2 separate regions of the Homo sapiens genome follow, and region 2 is linked to region 1. A link is a loop called in an ENCODE intact Hi-C map of the cell type or tissue named here. Cell type or tissue: ascending aorta. All regions are shown on one strand.

Evidence for each region. A loop is a pair of places that touch in the nucleus more often than their neighbours do. Peaks named below come from ENCODE experiments on the same cell type or tissue, not always from the same donor. Only the 100,000 strongest peaks of a DNase experiment are listed, where the experiment ranks them.
Region 2: it touches region 1 in a loop (2.4-fold over the local background); 2 of 110 quality-filtered maps call a loop at or near these places.

What each region holds. Positions count from the first base shown.
Region 1 is chr16:3,948,454-3,956,453 of GRCh38, forward strand. TRIDDENT (TRIM28 interacting DNA damage repair enhancing non-coding transcript) reads right to left here and starts at 1,991. Exons shown (of 2, transcript NR_120311.1): 1 at 1,819-1,991; 2 at 1-376. It also overlaps a transcript of ADCY9 not described here. In ascending aorta, no CTCF peak of the experiment used is centred here; DNase peaks (open chromatin) are centred at 2,048, 3,078, 3,498, 4,498 and 6 weaker places; H3K4me3 peaks cover 3,810 bases; H3K27ac peaks cover 6,295 bases.
Region 2 is chr16:4,090,141-4,098,140 of GRCh38, forward strand. All of the region lies in intron 2 of ADCY9 (adenylate cyclase 9), which reads right to left. Among named protein-coding and RNA genes, the nearest start is that of ADCY9, 22 kb to the right of the region's middle. RefSeq lists a silencer at 4,008-4,302. In ascending aorta, no CTCF peak of the experiment used is centred here; DNase peaks (open chromatin) are centred at 431, 3,521 and 5,751; H3K4me3 peaks cover 3,625 bases; H3K27ac peaks cover 6,910 bases.

The sequences.
Region 1 (8,000 bases):
ATTCTAGTCTATGGATGGATAAATATTTATTGATGGATATTTAGGTTGTTGCTACACCTCAGCTTTTGCAAACAAATGCTGCAAAGAAGAACCTGGTGCATGAGACATTTTGCATGTTCGGGCAGATCTGTAGAAGTAATTCCCAGAAGGGCGCATGTTTTTTACATTTTGACAGTTCTTGCTAAATGGCCCTTTATAGAGGTTACACCAGTTTTAATTCCCATCAGAATTTATTTCCAAACCTATCATGAGATACGCCAGCACTGACAAGAATCCTCACTGCGGCATTGTTCATCGCGCCCCAAACTGGAAACAGCTCAATCGATCCTCAGCGGAACGGAGAAATCATGGCCTCTTCACGCGATGAAATATTATGCTGCAATGAAAAGAAACAAAATTCTGCTGCACACGGCAGGGAGGAATCTCCTAGGCGGATTGATGAGTGAAAGAAGCCAGACACAGAACGGTCCTTACTGCATGATTTCTGTGATATGACTCAACCCCGAAGTCAAAAGGAAGACGCAATCTAGGATGACAGTGATGGAAACAGAGGTGACCCTTGGGCGGCAAAGGGAGTCTGCTGAGCGTCTAGAAACGTCGTATATCTTGTTCGGAGTGATAGCTGTATGGGTGCATCAGTGTGTGAAAACTCACCGAGCTACGTGCACTTTACTGATGGAAGTTGCACCCCAACAAAAACTTAAAGGGTTTAAAAATATTGCCCACACTGACGCGCAAACAACACGACCGCCCCAGCAGGCAGACTCCTCCGATGCAAAAGCTTAGGTGACAGGCTGTCTTTCTTTTGTCCAGTCCTGAGCCAGATGTGGGTTCTGGGCCAAGGAGGTGAAGCACGAGGCTCCCTCTGCTGCCTCCAGAGCTGTCCAGGGTTCCCCTCTGCGCCCCCAAAAGCGCAGGGTCACACCAGTCGGGGAGGAAGGACCAGAGCGACTCTGCGCCCTCACCCCACCGCCTCCTTCTCTGTTTGCTCTCTGACCGGTGCCGTTTCATTGTTCCCTTCCTGGACGCCATCCCCTCGTCCAGACAATTCCCTGCACCAGCTGCCAAGCAGCTGCCTGGCTATTTATAGCCTCTGTCATCAGCCCCTTCCTCCCGCCCTTGGCCCTACTCCTGGGACCACTCTCCCTACCCCCACCCACTTTCCAAGGGTCCGGCTGTGTCCAGCCAACCAGGAGAAGAGTGGGGACAGTAGAGGCTGAGTTCGTTGACAAATATCATACAACACAATTTTTAAAATGTTTCTGGAACATTCCAGGACCCGTTGTTGTGGGGAGGGGCCTGCCCTTGCTGAGCTGGTCCCTTGGTCTCCTGAGGTGATCTCAACTGTGTCCATGGCTTTTGGACAAGGTGAGACGAACTTAATTCTTTTTTTTTTTTTTTTTTTTTTTGAGACAGAGTCTCGCTCTGTCGCCCAGGCTGGAGTACAGTGGCGTGATCTCAGCTCACTGCAACCTCTGCCTCCTGGGTTCAAGCGATTCCTGTGCCTCAGCCTCCTGACTAGCTGGGATTACAGGTGTGTGCCACCACACCCTGCCTGTTTTTGTATTTTTCAGTAGAGGCAGGATTTCACCATGTTGGCCAGGCTGGTCTTGAACTCCTGACCTCAAGTCCACGCCCCTTGGCCTCCCAAAGTGCTGGGATTACAGATGTGTGCCACCGCGCCCGGCCTGTAATCCTACTGGCCGTCAAATCCACTTTAAAAGCAGTAAAGGCATTTGACTCCTTCCTGTTTCTCGTTCCTTCTCACCCCCACTCAGGCCATCTCCCCTCGCCCCACCACTTCCTCCCTGCACCTACCTTTCTTCCTTCCTTTCTCGGTGAAGTGAAGGGTCACCTCTCATTGTGGAAGAAGGACTAGTAAAGCCAGCTTTAAATGAACATTACTGGGTTGGCCTATGCCAGGCAGGCGCGAGGTCTCTATTCCCCATGTGACAATCAAGCTGGGTGCGTTCACGCCCAGGATGCTGGGGTTGTCCCACCTCTAGGTTTGGAGTGGGACGACGAGGAGAAGCAATTTGTTCAGGAGCAGAGAAAGTTCGCTTGGCTGTGACTCATCGCCTCTCCATTGAGAGTCTCCGGCGGGTCCGTGATCATCGGACACGATCATGATCCGTCCTCAGGCCCCGCCTGTGCAGAGTGCGCGGAGGCCAAGGAGTTATTGGCAGAAAAGCAAGAGCGGAATGAGCTTGCGTACTTGAAGTCTGTGGCCGTCTGCCAACATCTCCTTCAAATATGAACATTCTTATTTTCGCTCTGGAAGTTTTTGTCAGGTTTATTGCAAATGCAAGGGTGGTGAGCAGACAGAAAGAAAATGGTATTTACTGAGCTGGAAGGACTGTTTTCTCAACCGTTTCTCAAGAGCACGCAAGGAGACGTGCACTTTCCTGGGTGACATCAGGTTCTCCGTGGGGATTTTAATCCAAATCAGATATGGCCTTGTTTTACGAGGGATCCTCTTGGGTCTCAGGGTGTGAGGATTCATAATAAGTACACGTCCATCCAGTACATGGCGAAGACCATTGTAAGCCACCCCTGGAAACACATACAAGACAGATGGGCACGCAGTTCACAGGATAGCGCAGAATTCTAATGAATTTCATTGGCATCAAATGTTATGTTCCTGTAAACTGAGAGCCATGAAATTAGAATGAGTGCCTCACAATAGTTCAAAAGTGACTCACTTCATTGAAAAAACGTCTCGGAAACATAAATTGGTAAATCAAAACTAAAACTAGTACCCTTTAAAAAAAACTGAGAATGATGTCCCTAAGTTTTTTTTTTTTTTTTTTTGAGACGGAGTTGCGCTCTTGTTGCCCAGGCTGGAGTGCAATGGCGTGATCTCGGCTCACTGCAACCTCCGCCTCTTGGGTTCAAGTGATTGTCCTGCCTCAGCCTCCCGAGTCACTGGGATTACAGGCACCCACCACCACTCCCAGCTAATTTTTGTTATTTTTAGTAAAGAGGGGGTTTCACCATGTTGGCCAGGCTGGTCTCAAACTCCTGGCCTCAAGCAGTCCTCCTGCCTTGGCTTCCCAAAGTGCTGGGATTACAGGCATGAGCCACCGTGCCCGGCTGGGATGACTATTTTAATCTCAAGAGAGCCATCTGGGTTCCTTCCAGGGCACAATTCTATTTAAGGATATACTTTCTTATTTTTACACAAGTTTGATAACTGGATAAAAAAAAGACGAACTTTTTTTTTTTTTTTTTTGCATGGACCAAAAAATGTAGCCATAAGAGCATTTGTTAATACGCACGTCTAACATCCTCCTTCCCACCTCCCTGTGCAGCACAAAGTGGTAAAGACAGCAAGAATTTTCTTTCTAAACAGTTGGGCTGAAATTAAACAACAACAACAACAAAAACCCAAATGCCCATTCTCCTCCCAGCGGAAGTACAACCTCTCTTTGTATCATGTTACTCATCCGCTGCACACACCTGTTCATCCAACAACAGCTAACAAAAGTCAGACTCCGAGTTAAGCGATGTACACATCACAGTTTGTGCTGGAAATCTGATCCAAGCACATGGACAGAACTTTCTATGGTTCTCGGCTCCTAAGCTTGGCAGCTTGTTTTCAGCGTATTCTTAAAAACCTAGGAAACTGGCAATCATACTTCTAAGTTAAAAGATTGGGAAATCAGGCCAGTGAATAAATACTTACTTTGGATCTGCACTATTGATGAAAAATAAAAAATCACTGGAAAAAAATGAGCCCCTTTCTTCTATTTTTGCTCAAAGCAGTCCAAAGAAAACAAGTTTTGGTTCACTGCTGTCTGTGAGCTCAGTGTTGAACAAATTCCAGCAAAATCACAGAGAAAGTTGGAACCAGATTTGCAGCGCTCTATCTCATACATGTTTCTTCTTCTTCTTTTTTTTTAAGAGACAGGGTCTCGCTCTGGTGCCCAGGCTGGAGTGCAATGGCACAATCACAGTTCACTGCAGCTTTGAACTCCTGGATTCAAGCGATCCTCCTGCCTCAGGCTTCTGAATAGCTGGGACCACAGGCACGCACCACCACCCCCAGGTGCCTTTTATATCATTTGTAGAGATGGGGTCTCACTATGTTGCCCAGGGTGGAGTGCAGTGGCATGATCATAGCTCACTGCAGCCTCCAACCCCTGTTGCCAAGGCTGGTTCCAAACTCCTGGGCTCAAGTGATCCTCCCACTGTGGTCTCCTAAAGCACTGGGATTATAGACGTGAACCACCACAGCTACCCCGTGGTTCTTAAAAAGGGGTCTCCTTAAAAAGGAAGCTTCACCTTCCTTTTTGGTGTGAGGGAGACAGACCGTCAGGGAGAGGGCACTTTGTTCTTCTAATTGCCTTTCTGCAGAGGTTCCTGCTCAAGGAACGGGACGCCTAAACCTCAAATCCCCAGTGGCATTCAAGGCTGCTCGCAGGCACAGGGCGTGTTCTGGCCAATCCTGTTCGAGCAAGGGGAGCTGACATTGGCCCAGCACAGGCAGGCTGCACAGAGCTGCAGCCCATTCTTCCTGGAAGCGCCTGCATCAGAGCCAAGGACAGGCCACCTAGTAGCAGTGTCCCTGGAGCCTGGTGCTTGGCTCAGTACATTAAAATGCAACAACCAGGCCGGGTACAGCAGTTCATGCCTGTAATCCCAGCATTTTGGGAGGCTGAGGTGGGCGGATCACTTGAGGTCAGGAGTTCGAGACCAGCCTGGCCAACATGGCGAAATCCCATCTCTACTAAAAATACAAAAATTAGCTGGGCGTGGTGGCCTGTGCCTATAGTCCCAGCTACTTGGGAGGCTGAGGCAGGAGAATCACTTGAACCTGGGAGGCAGAGGTTGCAGTGAGCCGAGATCGCGCCACTACACTCCAGCCTGGGCGACAGAGCGGGGCTCCATCTCAAAAAATATATACGTATTTCACAGATACAGTCCTTCCTCGTTTTGGTAATTGACAGAGCATAAGCAGTTTTTAATTTTTTCAAATTTACAATTAGGCTCCTGCACGGCAACTCTCTTCCTGTGAACTGAAGGGAAACTTGGAGTCTCCCTCTCCACAGGGTTCTCGTCTTCTGGAAAAGAGAAGATGGGAAAATGCGGATAAGAAGAGGGTTAGAGGGGAGGAAAGAAATAAAAACCGAGCAATTTCTAGAAAACATGATGATTAAAAAAAAACCATCCACGCTTTTGGAATGGACGGATTCTTTAACACCTGTGGATTTCCTTATTCTGTGACTAGCAAGCTCCCAAGCCCACAGGTAGGAAGCTTCAGCCAGTGTGTGTGGAAAAAACGCCGGTTTTGGGATACGACGGACAAGTCAGAAGCCTGCTTGAACCGCCGTCACCCCTTTGCAGCCATCCAACACCACGAACAGCAAAAACATCAGGTTCTGGCAACCTGTGGGGACAAAGTGACCATCAGCACGGGGAGGTCGCTGTCAGAGCCGCGTCACAGCTCTTACGCCTCCCAGAATGGTTTTTGGTGTGAGGATTGCTGCATGGATTGAGAAGGTGGAATTTGATTGGAATAACTGGATCATCTCACGGATGGCTGAATCCTAAAATGCCTACAAAGCGTGAAACTGACTCAGGATTTCACAGAGGATGGTAAGGCTCTGATTTTTCCACTTGGCACTCATCTGGGTGTTATCATTAGCACTTTGGTTTAATGCTGCAGGGTGAGGAGGATGTACCCAGAGGCCCCACTGACGCACCCCGTCCAGTGGCTTCTGACATGCAGAGCTGCAGGACGGGCGTCGCTGAGCTGGCCGGGGCAGGCTGGGAGCTGAGCTTTGCAGACACTGGGTCCTGGTGAACGACGATGCTTCGACATCCACTCTTCTGGGCATTCCCAGCCTGTCCTCTGCTCTGTCCCTGCCCTCCCCTAATTCCAATTGGTGGGATTGGGTGGGGCTCTCTGGGCCCCACACTGGTCTGAGAGCCTGGCGTGCTGCTGCTGGGCCAGCCCAGGAGCGAATGGATGAAGTTCCTCTTTCTGAGCCGGGATCAGGCCCAGAACTCCCAGCTCGCAGCTCGGGCAGCTGCCTGGTGCTGAAACCAGAAGGGACCTCCGGGACTTAGTGGCAGCTTACAGGGAATGGCTAGGAGTGTCTCCCTCTGGGCCAGTGAGTAGGGTCCAGACCAGGAAAAGCGTCAGAAACGGAACACGAGGTTCACCAAGAAGCCAAGGGGGCCGGCTGAGGGCCAGCATCGCACGTTGATGCTGGGAGGTTGCTGCTTTGCAGGAGTAAGGGAAGGAAGAGGCCATCTCAGAGCAGCCGCAACACTGGAGTCCACACAGGGGAGCTCTTGGCAGAGCCATCCACAGCGATGATTACTGTGGACACAGATGGGGAGGCCCTGTGTGTGAGGCAGTGACAGAGCCATTGGTTGGGAACACAGCCAACTCTTTTGGAGTTTTGTTAACTATCCCGAGGTAGAGGCTGAGGGGGACACGCCTACATGTCATGCCACAAACTTAGCGTACTAGAACATGCTAGATTTTCTCTCAAAGCACGCAGGTCTGAGCCTGTCATCATTCTGCCAGTATAACAGACAGGTGAATGAAGAGACGGGGGAACTTGGAAATGAGGGGCTGAAAAGAAGAGAAAGTGGACCCTGGTACTGGCTGTGTAAGAAAAGTAAATAGTGACCCAGAAGAATTTGGGTCACGGTCTGATTCATACAATAAATTCATTTTGTCTCATTTGAAATATTTTAGGAAAAAGGCATGCTTTTATCCAAAATTACGTCAAAAATTGCCTCAAATGTCTCTCATTAAAAAAAAAAAAGTAGTTGGACCAGGCGAGGTGGCTCACGCCTGTCATCCCAGCACTTTGGGAGGTGGAGGAGAGAGGACCACCTGAGGCCAGGAGTTTAGGACTAGCCTGAGCAACATAGTGAGACCTCATCTCTATAAAATAAATACATAAAACAGTTGCACCTTATCTTCTTAGCTCTTAATTGAATTAATGTCCTGAAAGTTCACATAAATGACATTCTTCAATATTCAAAAAGAAGCCAAAACAAAACCCAGTCTCCAGGCATCAGGTTGGATGAGGACTTTAGAAGTCTACGGATGTCCTTCATTTAGGTTTGTTTGTTTGTTTGTTTGTTTTAGACGGAGTCTTGCTCTGTTGCCCAGGCTGGAGTGCAGTGGCGCGATCTCAGGGCTCACTGCAACCTCTGCCTCCCAGAGGTTCCAAGCACTTTTCCTGTCTCAGCCTCCAGAGTAACTGGGATTATAGGCGCATGCCACCACGCCCAGCTAATTTTTTTGTATTTTTAGTAGAGATGGGGTTTCACCATATTGGCCAGGCTGGTCTCAAACTCCTGACCCTGTGATTCACCTGCCTCAGCCTCCCAAAGTGCTGGGATTACAGGGGTGAGCCACCACACCTGGCCAAAATTTAGGTTTTTTTAAAGCTTAAAAAAAATGTTTTGGGGTCTTGCTCTGTTGCCTAGGCTGGAGTGCAGTAGTGAGATCATAGCTCACTGCAGCTTCACCTCCTGCGCTCAAGCGATCCTCCCAACGCAGCCTCCCAAGTAGCTGGGATCATATGTGTACACCACCGTGCCTGGCTAATTTTGAAAAATTTTTCGTAGAAAAAATTTCTACAAGATTTTTTGTAGAAAAATTTGTAGAAACGAGGTCTCACTATGTTGCCCAGGTCTCAAACTTCTGGGCTCAAGTGATCTTCCCGTCTCAACCCCACAAAGTGCTGGGATTACAGGAATGAGCAACTGCACCCAGGCAAAGTCATATTTTTTTTCACCTGAGAGCTCCAATTGCCACGAAAATCTCAAATTATATTCTATGATAATTCAAGTTAAATGGGCAAGTAATATTTCTTTTCTTTCCTTCTAAGTGCCTGAAATACTAGAAATACACAATAATGGCTTTTAAAAAACTACCTAACACAATAAAAAATTGTGATAGAATTTATTGTGTAATCAACAAGTTAGGGAAAACTGATTTTGCATTAAAGGAACATCTTCTGTTTCTGTTA
Region 2 (8,000 bases), 140 kb after region 1:
CTTGGAGGGGACTCCAGCTGAGGTCAGCCCTGGAGCAGGCCCCCCACGCCCTATGGATACTTCCAAGCCCAACTTAGCAAATACAGCTGGAGGCGTCCAACCTCACCCAGTTGTTCAAGGAGGGACCTTGCCCCTTCCTTTGCCTTTAAGGATGAACAGATTTTTTTTCTACTTAGAAACTCAATGTGTTCCTCTTCTATCCTAAACACTACTGATGTTCGGTAATGCAGACATGTTTACATGCTATTTCTTGTTTTAACAACATGAAAACAAAATAAAAATGAACTATGAACTGATGACAGTGTTTGGGAGTTGAGCTTTTTCTGTGGCCAACGCTGCTTTTAAAAACGTTCTATATTAAGGAAGTGCTGTGGGAACACTGCTGGCCGTGGAAACCGTCCCACCTCCCTGTGCTCCGAAGCCAGCCAGCAGGCAGAGTCCTGGCTGGGCACGAGACGCTCAGGGCTCACTCGACCCCACGGAAACCAGAGGGAAGCCTAATTTTATCACGCTGTATTTAGACGGTGTGGATTCATTTGAACAAGGAAGTTCCTAGAGTTGTTGAGATTTTTTTTTTTTGGTCAATGTTTAAATACTACTTTTTTTTCAAGCTTGCCCTAGATACCAACTGTTTATCTAACACACAATTCCAGTGTTGCCAAGCCTCATGCCAATTTGAAGGGAACAGCCAAAACTTATGCATTCATATAAAAAGAGTCTCTAGGCTCTTATATCTACATTATAATTTTTATCCTAATCACAAAACTATTCCGAATGGTAGTGAACAAAGTAATTATTTCAATCAAGAAACATAATGGCCAGCCACATCTATGACCAAATTGACCTAAGCTTTCAGATGTTTTCCAAAACATCGGACTGCCACAGGTAACTTTTTACAGGGTCTTCATATAAGTTCCTATTTTATTATTTTATTTTATTTTATTATTTTTTGAGACAGAGTCTCACTCTGTCACCCAGGCTGGAGCGCAGTGGCATGACCTCGGCTCACTGCAACCTCTGCCTTCCAGGTTCAAGCGATTCTCCTGCCTCAGCCTCCCGAGTAGCTGGGATTATAAGCACGCGCCATGATGCGCAGCTGATTTTTCTATTTTTAGTAGACACGGGGTTTCACCCTGTTGGCCAGGCTGGTCTCGAACTCCTGACCTCAAGTGATCCTCCTGCCTCAGCCTCCCAAAGTGTTGGGATTACAGGCGTGAGCCACTGCACCCAGCCCAAGTTCCTCATTTTAAAAGTGGCAGAGGTTTGTCAAAAAGTTAAACAGAGTTACCGCGTGACCCAGCAACTCCATGCCCAGGTATGTGCCCCAAAGAACTGAGAAAACAGATACTCAAACAAAAACGTGTACACGAGTGTTCCCAGCAGCACCATCCACAATAGCCAAGAGGCAGAAACAACCCTAATGTCCATCAATGGAAGAATGGAAAAACAAAATGTGGTTTATCCATACAATGGAATTTTATGCACCCATAACAAAAAGGAGGTACTACTCCATGCCACAACATGAATGAACCTTGGAAACATGCTGAGCGAGAGAATCCAGACACACAAAGCCACGTATCCTACGATTCCAAGTATAAGAAACGCCCAGACTCGGTAAATCCTGCAGATGCAAAGTGCAGCACAGCGGCTGCCAGGTGCTAGGGCTTGGGAGCTGGGAAGTGGCTGCTTAGTGGGTGTAGGGTTTCCTTCTAGGGGTGATGAAAACGCTTCGGAATTAGACCCAGGGGATGGTTGCACAACACTGTGAATGTGCGATATGCCACTGAACTGTTCACCTTAAAAATCATTAAGTTATGTGAATTTAGCTTCAATTAAAAATAAAGCAGGCTGGGTACTGTGGCTCACGCCTGTAATCCCAGCACTCCGGGAGGCCGAGGCGGGCAGATCATCTGAAGCCAGGAGTACAAGGCCAGCCTGGCCAACATGGTGAAACCCTGTCTCTACTAAAAATACAAAAAATTAGACAGGTGTGGTGGCGGGTGCCTGTAATCACCGGTACTTGGGAGGCTGAGGCACGAGAATTGCCTGAATCCAGGAAACGGAGGTTGCAGTGAGCTGAGATCGTGCCACTGCACTCCGGTCTAGGCAACAGAGCAAGACCCTGTCTCAAAAAACAAACAAACAAAAGAACCAAGTAGGAAGAAATGTGGCCAGTTCCTCCTGGGCAGTGTTGTACAGAACACACCAAATTTCTACAGTGACTCCTACCAGACGTTTCTTGGGAAAGTAAGCAAAGTCCTTTCCTGAAATTCTGGTAAATTTTCATAAAAATCAATACTTCCCTAATTTAACATTCACATTTTAGCTTACAGTATAACTAGTTATAGAATTGTTCATTAATTCTAATTGACTTTCGATTATACAATCTAATATCTAATTTCCATTTTCTATTTCTAGTACATAAGCAAAAGAAATGCCCTTTTGGTCTTATGGAAAACGTGTCCTATTTAATAAGACACAAATTTGATTCAAATTTCTCTTTCTCCTCCTCCCCCTTAATAATACACTAAAAATAACTGTAATAACATCTTACACATCCTGAACGCCTGTACCTAGCAACCTCACTTACTCAGACTATAGCTGACAACTAAAAACCTGCACAAAGGCTGACTCCTTAGCCCTTTCCATCAAACGATATCTGCAGGCTGAACGAGCTTAATTACTTGTTGGTTTGGTTTTTTAATGTAACGAAGTAAAAACCAGGAGCAAATGTGATACAGGAAAGCACACCAACAGCTACATACATGGATAGCAAAAGAAGCCAAAAAAATTATTTTTTAAAATGTAAGAACTGGAAAAACAGAATGATCTCAGTTTTTTTAAAAAAGCAAAGATTCCTATTTTTATAGAGAAATTGCTATATTAGTAAAAGCCAAATAACAAGAGGCAAAAATAACTGAGTCATCAAGAAAATTACCTCTTATTTGGCACAGTCCATTTTTATGAAAGTGCTTTATCTATTTCAGAAACATAAAATCAAATGTTTGAATTGGTTAAAACAGAAAATTATCTGATTGATTAAAAGAGAAAATCCTCTGCTCTTCAGAAAACTCAACCATCCAGAAAGTGCTATCACTGACATTTATATCTAACAACATGGCAAATGAGGTTGGTTTCATATTCAACCATTTGCTGTCCCCGAAGCTCTCTATTAAGGATCTGGCTGATCAGAAAACTTAATATTTAATCAACCTAGAGCAGGCCTAGAAAAGAGGCTACTGTTTAAAAACAAACAACTGATTATATAAAACATTTACATCAAATTATAATTCAGTATTAAATCTCATGGAATCACGCCTTTCAGGAAAACGTCTGGACACTAGTGAAAATGAAATGGCTAAATCTCAATCAAAGTATATTATTAAGTAATAAAAGATTTTATCATTCAACTTTTTTTTTGTCTCTACATAAAAAAAGTATTTTTGTCTCTACAAAAAATACAAAAATTAGTCAGTCGTGTTGGCATGCGCCTGCAGTCCCAGCTACTCAGGAGGCTGAAGCTGGAGAATATCACTTGAGCCCAGGAGGCGGAGGCTGCAATGAGCTGAGATCACGTCACTGCACTCCAGCCTGGGCGACAGAGCCAGACGCTGTCTCAAAATAATTAATTAATTAATTGTTTAAAAAATCAAAGAATAGCTTAAAATTATTACTAAGCTAAGAACCTTGCTGCTATTACTTGTTCAGGAAAGCTCCACACACCATAGGCAGTGGTGCTAAATGCAACAGAAGCCTTAGTGCGAACTGGAACTTCTCCCAGGAGTCTATGGAATTGGAAACTTAATAGCTACTAAATACAGTAACATCATGACTGGAGCTATGAAAGCAAACATTTCCATTTGAACTTCAAGTGGCAGAAGGGACAAAGTTGATACCTTAGACTCATCAGCCCTGAAAGTGTTCCTAATCACAATTTCTTTCAGGAGCCAGAAAGAACACAGCGTTAATTATGTTAATCCAGCTGAGACGTTCACTATGAAATGTGTGTTAGAGAAAAGTCCTTTGAAATTTCTTATTTGCATGGTAGTTCTGAAAGTTTTTAACCTCCTGCAGTTCCTGGCACACGGAGTCAGTCACTCACTTGTCCTCAGGAAGCACAGGACAGCAGCAGGTTCGGAATCACACTTTCTCTGTGTGATTTCACAACTCGGGTCTTTGTCCAGGTGAGATTCTCACTCGGGTCAGAGGGCAAAGGTATCCAATGACAACCCTGTCCTTCAGAACCAAGTAGTGTTTTCCCATCAGCCGTGCAAATCACAGCAAATGTCATGTGGCTTTCCAGCAGCCTCTTTGCTGTTTGTTGAGGAAGGATAAGAAAACCATGGAGGATTAAAATCACCACATTCAAATTACTATAAAGAAAAGGAGGCCAGGCGCTGTGGCTCACGCCCGTAATCCTAGCACTTTGGGAGGCCAAAGTGGGACGATCGCTCGAGGCCCCGCAACACAGCAAGACCCCCATCTCTAATAAGAAAAAAAAAAGGGAGAAGAAAGAAAAGGAAAAATGCAGACAAGCCAGAAAATAAAATTGAGGAGATTAATACAATATAATAATCAGGCACTGCAGATCACACCTGGAACACCGCCTCACCCAGGCAAAGGAGGAAAAGCTTTCATGTGTGCTCATCATTTGAGCAAAAAGGAAGAAAACACACACAGAAACTCAGGAGATCCAGAAGAGACACTCTGAACAAAGAAAATGGAAATGACAGGGAACCAAATGATCCACATCAGGGATTTTAAGAGGGAAATTATGCTTCTGAATGAAAAAAATAAAATCATTCAAAACTTTTTATAAATCTTTGACAAAATCCAAGAGTTTCCTTTCAATGTTGATGACATTTAATTTTTTTTTTTTTTTTTTTGAGACAGTCTCTGTCACCTAGGCTGGAGTGCAATGGCGCAATCTCAGCTCACTGCAACCTCTACTTACCAGGTTCAAGCGATTCTCCTGTCTCAGCCTCTGAGTAACTGGGATTACAGGTGCGCACCACCATGCCCGGCTAATTTTTGTATTTTTAGTAGAGACAGGGTTTCGGACGTTGGCCAGGCTGATCTCGAACTCCTGATCTCAGGTGATCCACATGCCTCAGCCTCCCAAAGTGCTGCGATTACAGGCGTGAGCCACCGCGCCCAGCCCTCTAATTTCTAATTACAACATCTAAGGTAGACACTTTCCAGATGCATTAATGTGGGGGACAACTAGAGGACTAACACGTCCCCTTGCACACTCAATATAGGGCCAGTAGATCCAGAAGCTCACCGTCAAGAGCAACAAGAGCAAGCAAGTCCTTCCTCAACAGAATCATCGGTAAGAACACTGTCAGTCCAGGATTCACTCAGTCCTACGAGTGAAAAACTTGCCAACACAGTGAAATTCATTTTACTGGCAACTAACCTTCCAATCTCTCTCTAAAATAATGTTCACATGGGAACTGAAGCACATTAAAAAAATAATAATTATTCACTTCACATTTTCTCCAAGCCATTTCAAAAGTGTTTCTCAGACTTTCAAAATCAAACAGGATTCCCAGACCAGGCACCATGGGTCACGCCTGTAATCACAGCACTTTAGGAGGCCAAGGCAGCTGGATTGCTTGAGCTCAGGAGTTCAAGACCAGCCTGGGCAACATGATGAAACCCCATCTCTACAAAATACACAAAAATTAGACGGGCATGATGTTGCATGACTATAGTCCCAGCTACTCGAGAGGCTGAGGCACAAGACTCACTTGAACCCAGGAGGCGGAGTTTGCAGTGAGCTGAGATCACGCCACTGCACTCTACCCTGGGTGACAGAGCAAGACTCTATCTCAAAAAAAAAAAAAAAAAAAAAATCAAATGGGGTTCCTCTAACGATACCCTGCTTTATTCAGGAAACGTGATCCTCAGGAAACCATGTGTAAATTATACTTCTAGAACTCAATCTTACGTATTTATATTTAAAGGAAGTAAAGAATCTTTTATGAAGTTACAAATCTCACACACGCCCTGCAATTTAGTGGCTCTATAAATCGGAGCTTCCCTATGCTAAATGTGTCTAAATGAGAGTTCGTAGTTGAAACAAGAGGACAAAGAAAAAAACACTTTTCAAATTAAGAATGAGCACTATGTCCCAATCACGTGAGAATCTCAGCTATACTTAGACAATGGTGGAGATTTTAAGCATATCTATCTCAAACTTTATATTTTACCAATATGAAAAAAGCAGAACCAGAGAGATTAAATTATTTGCCCAAAAGTGCTTGTTAGTGGAGGAAATGTATTAAGACCAAAAGCTAATTTACAAAAACAAATTAAATTTTCAAATAAGATCATGCTATAAAAGTGCTTCCCTTTCAGAAACCACCCTCACCACACCCAGTTTTTAGGCAGCTCATTCACACACACAAAAATCACATTAATGAACATCAGAAGCAGTGGCCTTTCCTTATGGGAAAAAGAACTCATTTATGAAGTTCCAGAATGCGATGCAATCCACACTTTAAATAGTAACACAATAGGGTACGAACTAACTGAATCAACATGCAATAAACACTTTCACTTAAAGTGTCATAGCCTTAATGGTATATTGCATTTAATATCCATACACAAGGAAATAAATCACACGCATGTGGGGTTTCTTCCTTTCTCCAGGCTAGAGTGTTAGAAAATGTAGTTAATATTTCCCAAACAACTCAAACACGAAAATAAATGATTCAAAAGCTGCTTTTTCCCCGCTTTGGAAGGGGGAAAAAAAAAAGAACAGATTTTAATAGCATTACATAAAAATCCTGGAAATTATGCACAAAGACTACCCTGGAGCTTTGCCAGAAACAGGCATGCTGGTTTTCCATGTGTATAAATGGTAATCAAATAAGAATTACCAGGAGCTACAATATTATTAAGATAAATATACTTCTTGAAATCTCCATCTTACAAAGCTTAAAAACAATTGCCAGAACTAGGCCGTTCAACCCCACATTTCCTGGGCCTCCCCTAAGCACTCAGTCCTCTGTGTTTCTGCCCTGCGCCCCACGCCCTCAGCGCAGCACCTCGGAGCCCACAGTCCCAAGCTGTCCACACTCTGGCGCCCCTGGGCCCATTCACATTCCCAGGCACCATGCGCTGGTCAGCCCTCTCGGCCACCACCTTTGCTAGAGCCTATCAAGACCCTCCGGAGCCTCTATTTAATGAACCACTCAGTCATTCCAGCAAAGCGGTTACTGCCTTTCCTCTACCTGGAGGCTTGTTCTGTGTAGATGTTTGGGGTGTGGTTTCACACATAACAGGGTACTCACATGTGGAGTTACATATATATATATATATATATATATATATATATATACACACACACACACTATATATATGTATAAATACATATGTACATATATATATATATATATATATATATTTTTTTTTTTTTTTTTTAAGACAGAGTCTTGCTCTGTCATCCAGGCTGGAGTGCAGGGGCGCAATCTCAGCAACCTCCATCTCCTGGGTTCAAGAGATTCTCCTGCCTCAGCTTCCCGAGTAGCTGGGATTACAGGTGCCCACCACCATGCCCAGCTGATTTTTGTATTTTTAATAGAGATGGCATTTCTCCACGTTGGCCAGGCTGTTCTTGAACTCCTGACCTCAGCTGATCTGCCTGCCTTGGCCTCCCAAAGTGCTGGGATTACAGGCATGAGCCACCATACCAGGCTTATATTTACTTATTTATTCATTCATTTATCAGCAAATATTATCACACATATATTATATGCCTGGCTATATTCCCAGCGCTAGGAACACAGCAGGAAGTAAAACATGGAAAATTCCTGCTCTTAAGATGCATTCCAGTGGCGTGGAAACAGATTATAAACAAAATTAAGTCAAATACATATGATGCAAGCTGGAAAAGAGAGTGGCTGGCCCATAGCTCCAGGAGGCACTGTTGAAAGCAAGGCTCCTACTAAGGGAATTCCTGGAGTTGGGCCTTCTGGAATGTTCCACAGCGG